2 separate regions of the Homo sapiens genome follow, and region 1 is linked to region 2. A link is an interaction called in ENCODE POLR2A ChIA-PET data of the cell type or tissue named here. Cell type or tissue: GM12878. All regions are shown on one strand.

What was found. Peaks named below come from ENCODE experiments on the same cell type or tissue, not always from the same donor. Only the 100,000 strongest peaks of a DNase experiment are listed, where the experiment ranks them.
Region 1: POLR2A ChIA-PET joins it to region 2 with 6 read pairs; 3 of 35 experiments call an interaction of 5 or more read pairs at or near these places.

The regions. Positions count from the first base shown.
Region 1 is chr1:8,786,652-8,791,651 of GRCh38, reverse strand. The region is part of intron 1 of RERE (arginine-glutamic acid dipeptide repeats); the gene reads left to right. It also overlaps the pseudogene RPL7P7. Among named protein-coding and RNA genes, the nearest start is that of RERE, 28 kb to the left of the region's middle. In GM12878, no CTCF peak of the experiment used is centred here; no DNase peak of the experiment used is centred here.
Region 2 is chr1:8,538,264-8,543,263 of GRCh38, reverse strand. RERE (arginine-glutamic acid dipeptide repeats) reads left to right here. Exons shown (of 23, transcript NM_001042681.2): 7 at 1,946-2,050. Among named protein-coding and RNA genes, the nearest start is that of SNORD128, 46 kb to the right of the region's middle. In GM12878, no CTCF peak of the experiment used is centred here; no DNase peak of the experiment used is centred here; H3K27ac peaks cover 487 bases.

The sequences.
Region 1 (5,000 bases), 250 kb before region 2:
AGATAGACCAGTTGCTTAGTAAGTGAAATGTAACTTGTTGTAGAAATGATCTGTAATTTCAGGCCATATTTTCTAGGAAGGTGCTGTCATCTAAGTCTCCCTTCCCCTGGGCATTTGGCTGTTAATAAGGGATTATCTGAGTGATATTTTGGGCTTGCCCATTCATTTGGCAGAATTTTATTTTTTTAGTGTCTCTTGCAAGATATAATGCTAGGCATTGGGGATATAAAGATGAGTAAGATGTGTCCCTACCCTCCTGGAGGTCATGATGAAAAGTGGGGAACAGATATGAAAAAAACCCCACTAAAATACAGACTGAAAGAACTGTAGTAATAGTAGAAACATGATGCTCCAACAATGTAGAGAGTCATTAAGTGTGCATATACTATCTTGGGCATTTGCATAGCACTTAGGGAGTTAACAAGTTGGTGTTTATCTTGGCAGACCACCTTCAGGCAGCTACCTTTATTGTGGGTGTGTGACCTCATGTAACTTGAGTGGGATTTTCCATGTCATTAGTAGTTCCTAGGGAGTAGAGAGTAAATCTCTTTTTGGAAGAGGTTGTATTCTCCTGAATCCAAAATACCTTTCTGTATGTTTTGTTGTCTTTTAAGAATATTTCTCAGACGTTATATAAGTAATTTCATTTTTTCTGAGTCCCTTCTTTGGAAAAGGAGTTCTTGCCAAATGAAAGGGACACAGTGTTTGGTTTTTCAGTTCATTATGAAACCCCTACCACCCTGTCTCCCTAAAGAAGTAAAGCCTGGGCCGGGTGCGGTGGCTCATGCCTGTAATCCCAGCATTTTGGGAGGCTGAGGTGGGTGGATCACTTGAGGTCAGTAATTTGAGACCAGCCTGGCCAACATGGCCAAAACCCATCTCTACTAAAAATACAAAAAAATTATTTGGGCATGGTGGCGCATGCCTATAATCCCAGCTACTCGGGAGGCCGAGGTACGAGAATTGCTTGAACCTGGGAGGTGGAGATTGCAGTGATCTGAGATCGTGCTACTACACTGCAGCCTGGATAACAAGAGCAAGACTCTGTAAGTAAAGCCTGACCTTTTTTCTTCCTAGAAAATGGCTTAGTTTATTTCTATATGAAGGATTTGAAAAACTGTAAAAATAATTCATTAGCATCTTATAAATTGATACAGGGATTACCTTGGAGCTTTATTAAACTCTAGGCTGTTGGTTATACCTATTACCTTCATATTTCTCTTAGTGGTATTAAATCTATTCATTTATCAAATAGATTAGATTTATTATTTATTTGTATTATTAGCTACATAGTATAGAAGGTACTGGGGAGACTTGTAATATGGTGGGGTTTGCCCACATTAGGAACACATGTTTTTCCTCATGTTTAATTTTTTTTGGGGGGGTGTCCTTTAACTATCTCGCGTTTCAGTACATATGCCATTTCCTGTCCCAAAGGAGCACATAAGTCTAGTCCTAATCTTGGTGCTTGAACCCGCAGTTCCAGAGAAAAGCAACTGGCACTGAATGCTCTCTGGCTCATCTTTCCATCCAGGATCTGTCAGCTAGCCAACAGGTGTGGGAGGTGTGTTTTCCAAGTTTAATGTTGCTGTTAGTGGGATACAAAAGAAATAAAAGTTACTATCTTTGGCCTCAGAATTTAGGAGGGAAGCCTTGCAAGAATACAACATTTAGAGATTTCTAGAACAAAAGCGGAATTTAACCAAGTACTTACTGTTTAGCATAACAAATTTAGTTCAGTTTCAGGTTAGAGATTGGTGTGGATTAAATAAGTTGACCAAAGATCCATTGAAAAGCTGAGTGGGCCATCGAAGAATGGGTGCTGTTTGAATAGCAGACTGGGAGAGCAGGTTAGGACAGTCCAGGCAGGGGTCGGCCTGAGGCAGGAATGCATATGGTATGCGCAGCGTTCAGTAAAGAGAACCTGGTTGAAGTACAGAATTTGTGGGGAGGAATAGTGCCAGATAAGTTAGGTAGACCAAAGAAGACAGGCTTGGAATGCTAGGCACGGAGTGTCTGTTGGCACCTGAAGGGAATTGGGGCGAGGTAATAAGGTAGCACGTCAGCCAGAGACTGGAGAGTACATCTCTGTCTGAGTAATTTTGGCCCCAAATTTGTAATGTGGGGATGGGAAGTGTATTGGTCAGTCCTGATAAAGAGTTATGTGTGCATCTGTGTGACGTGTTAAAATTGCTTCCTGCCACTGCTCGTGTTTGGTCAGATAGTAGGTTAGGCTGAAGGAAAGAGAGGTAGTAGCCACAGGACAGATAAGCTTTGAGAAGCCAGAGTGGTTGGTAAAGTATTTGGCTTTCATTTAGTATCTCTCATATATATATATATATATATATATTTTTTTTTTTTTTTTTTTTGGTAGAGAGGAGGTCTTGCTGTGTTGCCCAGGCTGGTTTCGAACTCCTGGGATCAAGCAACCCTCCCCCATCGGCTTCCCCAAATGCTGGGATTACAGGTGTGAGCCACTGTGCCCAGCCTAGTATCATATTTTATACAAGATAAATTTTACCAAAAATTCTACCATCAAATATAGAAGTTACTTTAGTTTTTTAAAAAATAATAGTTCACATATTCTGTTTCATGTCTTCTCTTGCCTCTCACCCTGAGCACCCACTGATTCATACCTGTTTATCTCCCCCTCCTTTGCTTCTTAGCTCCTGTTTATTCTTCAGGTCTGAGTTTTGGGATCATTTCATTTGGAAAGCCTCAGGGCTGTGCCCAGGGTGCTCTGCCTGGCCCCTGTACTCCCCCGAGCCATCTCTTATGCCTCACTGTAATCCCACCTGTACTTGTCAGTGGCTTTGCTACCCTGTGTGCTCTGAAAGCACAGGGACGAGTCTTGTTTGCTCCTGAATCCTCATCTGTCAGGGCTGGTCAGGCACATAGATGCTACATGGTTAGTAAATATTTGTGCAATATAAAGGTTGGACTTCTTTGTTACTATCATTACAGCTTCTTAAAAAAAAAAAAAAACACTGGCTGGGCGCAGTGGCTCACGCCTGTAATCCCAGCACTTTGGGAGGCCGAGGCAGGTAGATAATGAGGTCAGGAGTTCGAGACCAGCCTGGCCAACATGGTGAAATCCCATCTCTACTAAAAATACAGAAATTAGCTGGGTGTGGTGGCACACATCTGTAATCCCAGCTGCTGAGGAGGCTAAGGCAGGAGAATCGCTTGAACTTGGGAGGAGGTGGTTGCAGTGAGCCGAGATCGCGCCACTGCGCTCCAGCCTGGGCAACAAGAGGAAGACTCCGTCTCAAAAAAAAAAAAAAAAAAACTCCTTGATAAACACCTTTGTGCTTCTATGTAGTCATTATTAACATATATTAAAAATTACTATATTATTATAACGTTATGATGTTATTATAACACATTAACATAACATGGTTGTATTATGTTTTTTTCACATGTATATTCCTTAAGTATTTTCCTATTATTGGGCACTTGGCTTATTTCCATTTTTCTTTTTTGTACTCTATCTAGTACTACAACCATAAACTTCTTGTACATACAGCACTTCTTTTTAATGCTTTTATTTTTTTGAGACAGGGTCTTACTCTGTCACCCAGGCTGGAGTGCAGTGGCACCATCATGGCTAACTGCAGCCTTGACCTCCCGGGCTCAAGCCGTCCTCCCACCCCAGCTTCCGAAGTAGCTGGGACTACAGGTGTGCGCCACTATGCCTGGCTAATTTTTGTATTTTTTGTAGAGATGGGGTTTTGCCATGTTGCCCAGGCTGGTAATACTTTTAAATTAAGAACGATAAAGGAAAACCATACACCAAAGCACATTTTTTTTTTTTTTTTTTTGAGGCAGAGTCTTCCTCTGTTGCCCTGGCTGAAGTGCAGGGTCATGATCTCGGCTCACTGCAACCTCTGCTACCAGTATTCAAGCCATTCTCCTGCCTCAGCCTCCCAAGTAGCTGGGATTACAGGCACCCACCACGACGCCTGGCTAATTTTTGTAATTTTAGTAGAGACGAGGTTTCACCATGTTGGCCAGGGTGGTCTGGAACTCCTGACCTCAGGTGATCCGCCTGCCTTGGCCTCCCCCAAAGTGCTGGGATTACAGGTGTGAGCCACTGTGCCTGGCCAAAGCACTGTTTTTTTTAAAGGTGTGTATGTTTGTTTATATATTGTGTTTAACTTCAAAATGAGTGGTCTATAAAATAGCATTTGTTCTGCCCAGATTTCATTTTATAGGGAAATAAATGCTTCAGTTCTGACTCAGATTAAACAAATTATAAAATGAGGCAACCATGATACTCAGACAAAGAGAGAGACACTGACAGGGTGTACGGATGGTACCATTTTAAGTAGGTTATTTAGGGATGGCTTCTCTGAAGAGGTGACATTTGGACAAGGCCTTGAACAGGCTAGGGAGCCATGCGGAGGTATAGGAATAGAGCCTTCCAGGCAGAGGGAACATCAGGTGCAAAAATCCCGAGGTGGAAGCCTGCTGGTTTGGTCAAGGAACAGTGGAAAAACTCTGGGAGAACAGTAGGAGGTGATACCAGGAAAGAGGGGCAGGAGCCAGGCCATAAAGTTCCCTGTGGACCATGCTAAGACCTCTGGCTTTCATTCCAAGTATAATGCCACTGGAAGGTTTTCATCAGGTGTGTGTGACAGAATCTGATCTCTGTCTTATAAAGATCACTTTGGCTGCTGTGTGAAAGTTAGACTGCGATCTTTACCAGCTGGAACCATGGAGGGTGTTGAAGAGAAGAAGAAGGTTCCTGTTGTGCCAGAAACCCTTAAGAAAAAGCAAAGGAATTTCACAGAGCTGAAGATCAAGCTCCTGAGAAAGAAGTTTGCCCAAAACATGCTTTGAAAGGCAAGGAGGGAGCTTATTTATGAAAAAGCATAGTGCTATCACAAGGAATATAGGCAGATGTACAGAACTGAAATTCGAATGGCAAGGATGGCAAGAAAAGCTGGCAACTTCTGTGTACCTGCAGAACCCAAATTGGCCTTTGTCATCAGGACCAG
Region 2 (5,000 bases):
TCATACCTGCATTTTCTTTCCCAGAAGCTTATTTTAGTTCTAGTTAAATACTAGAAGAGGCAGTTCTGGGCCTGGGAAGTTGATGCTTAGTCTGTATTTTTCCTTGAATTGGATCTTACTATCTACAAATAGTAGGTATGAATACTATAGCACTTCTAATAGAACTTTCTGCTGTGATGGAAATGTCTTATAAATCTGTGTTGTTCACTATGGTAGCTAGTAGCCATACGTAGCTATTTAGATTTACATAAGATCAAATAATTTATTTGTTAAGATCAAATAAAATTTTAAATTCAGTTCTCAGTTTTATCAGTGTTGTTTGAAGTGCTCAGTAACCCTGGAATACTTTCTATTCTGTAGCTTCTATTCTATAGAACTATAGATACTTTCTAATCTATAGTTGCCAAAGGGACTTTATATCAACAGCATTGTTATTTAATTTAAAAAATGGAGATGGGGGCTGGGTGCAGTGGTTCACACCTATAATCCCAGTGCTTTGGGAGGCCAGGGCAGGAGGATCACTTGAAGCCAGGAGTTTGAGACCAGCCTGGGCAACCTAGTGAGACTCCCATCTACAAAAAATTTTAAAATTAACCAGGTGTGGTGAGATGGGGTCTCAACTAATGTTGCCCAAGTTTTTCTTGAATTCCTGGCCTCAAATAATCCTCCTGTCGTAGCCTCCCAAAGTGCTGGGATTACAGGTGTGAAGTCACTGTGCCTGGCTGACCCTGCTTTGGTTACAGGTACTTAAGCCCTTAAGGTAAAGAAGAACCTTGCTTTTTAATTTCTTGGTAGGAAGTGAATGAATGAACCCACGCTGATAACCCCTCAGCCAGCTTCTCTTCCTAACACTGTGGCCATTAGCTGGTGTGTATGTTGTTACCGTGCATACTCATGGAGTTCTTATCACAACAGATAGCCTGCTCAAGCAGTGGGAGGCCACGTCCTGGAAGTATGCTGCACGGCTTTTGATATGAAATGGGAACTTTTGGTCCTCCATTTCCATCTAACCTCACTGTAGCCTTTGGCTTCCACTTGGCATTAAAGTGACCAGGAGGGAGTTAGAGTTCTTAAGCCTCCCCTGCCTCTTTGGGAATCCTGGAGTGAGTGTATGTGTGCGTGTGTGTGTTTGGATTTGGAAGTTAGGCCTCACCACGTGATATAATGCTTCTGGCATTTACGTTGATACTTGGTGCATGGAAACATTGCTTAAGCCGTTTTGGAGTAAGTATTGTAGGGTTTTCAACTACAGGTTGGTTTAACTTTAGGTGGTAAATGAACCTGAAAACTTTACTCCACTTTATTTTAGTATTTCTATGGGAAAGTGATTTCTAACCTTATAGCCATTTAAAGTTACCCCAAAATTTGAAAACTCCTTGTATATTGGGGCCCATGTTTATGCAAAAAAGTTAAAATTTCTCTAGGTTTTAATTTCCAAGTAACTTTATTTGTTGCACATTGCAGGAGAAGAAAAATGTTTATTGGCCAGAAGCTGTATTCCAAAGACATGTCAAATATTCCACATTTTAGCTTTAAACAGTTAAACTTTCTGCCTATCATAATATAGTAGGAAGAAAGGCTCATTTTTTTTTATGATTTAGAAAGGCTTTAAACTGAGTTTTTCTTATATTCACAATGGTTTTAATTTTTCTCCATTTCTACTTTGTTTAATATTCTTTCTCATAGTCCTGTCTCCAGTTTATCTTTGTTGTTTTAATTAATTTTACTTTATTAGTAAAATGGTGATATAAAAGCAGTCAGATTACACAGGTGTACAGTGAAGCAGTCATGAAACAGCTGAATAGGTGAAATAAAGTGTGGTGTTTGTAGCCGATTCTCCATGCACATGGACTTAGTTCAGTGCTTCCTCCACCCTTCCCCCTCCAGTTTTGGTTAGCAAAAGCAGTTGAGGGTATTACTAATTATTTTTTTCTCTTTTTCCCAGAGGGAAGTGTAACATCTCCCATTTTTCTGACATATTTGCTGCTAGAGAGTTTAAAGCCCGAGTGGATTCATTTTTCTACATATTAGGATATAACCCTGAGACAAGGTAAGTGAGTCACTTGTGTCCATTCATTGAGAACTCTTTTCCTTTTCTCATTTGTGTGTGTGTGTATGTGTGTGTGTGTGTAGTTTATGCTTCTGGACATACACTAGTAACATACTTAAAAAAAATGACTCCAGAGTCCTTCAGTAAACTTCTTTGGGAGGAGTTGTAATTAATGTCTTTGACATCTAAAGTGGCTTTTTGTTTGCTCTTTACTTTTATTCAGAAAAAGAAAAATGAGAAAATTTGGGTTGAAAGAAGGTGGGATAAAGATATACTTTTAGTTTATCTGTATTTTGAATTAAGTATTAAGAATTGGTAGATTATTTCCCTGATTCACATTCTGTCAAGCCTTCCATAATACCATATTGAAAAAGACTAAGTAATTTTGGAAAGTTTGTTGGTTACTCATTTGTTTTGTTCACTCTTGGTAATAAAACTCCAGGAACACACACTGAAATATCTTTAGTAAGACTACTAGTATGAGTCAGACACATCAAGTTCTCAAAACATCTTGGTAAGATCTATGTAACAGTTTGAATTACTATTTTTTTAAAATGAGAAGCAATAGGGTCAGAGTAATTTAACAATTTTTATGTCTGTCATAGATGCTACTTTAATGTAGCACGTGGAAGAATTTTTATGAGTGTATATATTCATACTTGCCCTGTATTGATCATGTGACTGCATATTTTATTAAGGATTTTAAAAACAGGATGTTAGCCACTGATCAAGTAATATATGCTCTGGACACCCAAGACATGTTTATACATGTGAAGATTTAGAAGGAAATAAAACATCCCCGGCCAGGTGCAGTGGCTCATGCCTGTAATCCTAGAACCTTAGGAGGCCACAGTGGGAGGATTGCTTGAGCGCTTGAGCCCAGGAGTTTGAGACCAGCCTAGCTAGGCAAAATGGTGAGACCTCTTCTCTCAACAAAATATAAAATAAAAATTAACTGGACGTGGTGGGCTGCACCTGTGGTCCCAGGTACTCAGGAAGCTGAGGCAGGAGGATTGCTTGAGCCTGGGAAGTCAAGGCTGTAGTGAGCTGCGTTGGCACCACTGCACTCTCCAGCCTGGGCGACAGAGGGACACCCTGTCTTTTAAAAGAATAAAAAATAAATAAATAAATAAATAATAAATAATACTTGGCTCAAAGAAGTTAGCAAAAGAACTACATTAAGTGTAAAGGCAAAATGGGTATCATTTTATTGAGAACATTTTTCTAGAGGACTTTCAGAAACCGTATGTAAAACTTAGAATGTTGTTGAGTAGTCAACGTAGGGGTAGAAGGGAACGTGTTTTTTGTTGTGGTTTTATGAAGCTGCCCACAGCTCTCTTGGGGCTCGCATTAGTGTATCTGTCTGTCTGTCTCCCTCTCTTCCTCTCAATATTGGATGCTATTTTCTAGACAGCATCAGAAGCTAGATTCTAGATAGTGCTTGATGTATGGATAGTAATATAATGCTCATCAAAGAGTACCTTTTCTCCTTTAGAAAACTGTGATGCTTGGCCAGGTGTAGGTGGGTCACGCCTGTAATCCCAGCACTTTGGAGGCCAAGGCGGGCGGATCGTGAGGTCAGGAGTTTAAGACCAGCCTGGCCAACGTGGTGAAACCCTATTTCTACTAAAAATACAAAAATTAGCTGGGCATGGTGGCACACACCTTTAATCCCAGCTTCTCTGGAGGCTGAGGCAGGAGAATTGCTTTAACCCGGGAGGCGGAGGTTGCAGTAAGCCGAGATTGCCCCACTGCACTTCAGCCTGGGCAACAGAGCAAGACTCCATCTCGAGAAAAAAAGAAAAAAAAAAGGAAAAGAAAGAAAACTATGATGGTTGAGTTTGTTTGTTTGTTTTTTCAAAAGTATGCCGTGTTCCAATGATAAAGAAGCTGGTCAGTGGTAATATTTCTTAAGCATCTGATATTTTGAAATGTTTATTTTACATATGCATTTATTGGCTACCTTCTCATGTCTTCCTGTTGCCCAGGTAAATTGTAAAATGCTTGAACTTGGATTTCTCTCTAGATACAAAGGAATTGGATGTTATTTTAGTGATATTGTGCTTATTTAATCACTTGATAGTTTTCCTGTTGCACAAGTTATATTAATTAACTAAAGTAGCTTTTGTCTTTTAACTCTTCAACTCTCAGGTTTGTAACAACTAACCAAAATTATTTTTTACAAATGTTAGTTATACATGTTTTGCTGAATGCTTATTAAAAGTAATATGTAACTTACCTTTGTAAACCAGGCACTCACTCAAGTTCTTTTCTTATTTTTCATTGTGTGCTGCTGACAGTCTTTCAGGGCAATACATCCCATCGGGTTTGTTTTAAAATATGGATGCAATAAGGAACACAGAGACATGATGATAGCAGCACACTTACAGGATCTGCATCCTGAATCACTTCCCTTAGTGACCTTTCTAGTCACCACTGATTTTCTTCTACACTTGTGTTCCCTATGTCCACCTTCTGCTTTGTGTGTTTTAAGTGCTTGAGTAGTGTTGGATGACTTGAACTGAACAAATACTTAAGTGCCCATTTATAAGTAAACTTTGAGGCAAATCTCAAACTTCTCACAGTTGAAGTGTAAAGGCCGTTGTAGACATTTGCAGCAGTGGAGCTAATGCAGCCTACTGCCTTGGCTTGCTGGTGTTATCCCGAACATTTCCTTATATCTCTGAAGTTTGGGGTTAGGGCTATAGTTCCCACAGCTGCTCAAATGATCCAAAAATGCATCTAATTTAACAGAGTGTAGAAAAACTGGCTGTGCACAGCCCAGTTCTTAGAATTCCCAGGGTGCATACCCTTGCAGAATTTACCTCTGTTTCTGTCTTTGTTTCACGTTTGTGAGGGAGGAGGCTGTATGATAAGCTGGTTTCCTATATAGTTTTCCCCCAGTTTTAATGAGTAGGACTAGTAAGTAGTCGTGGCTACATAGTGTACT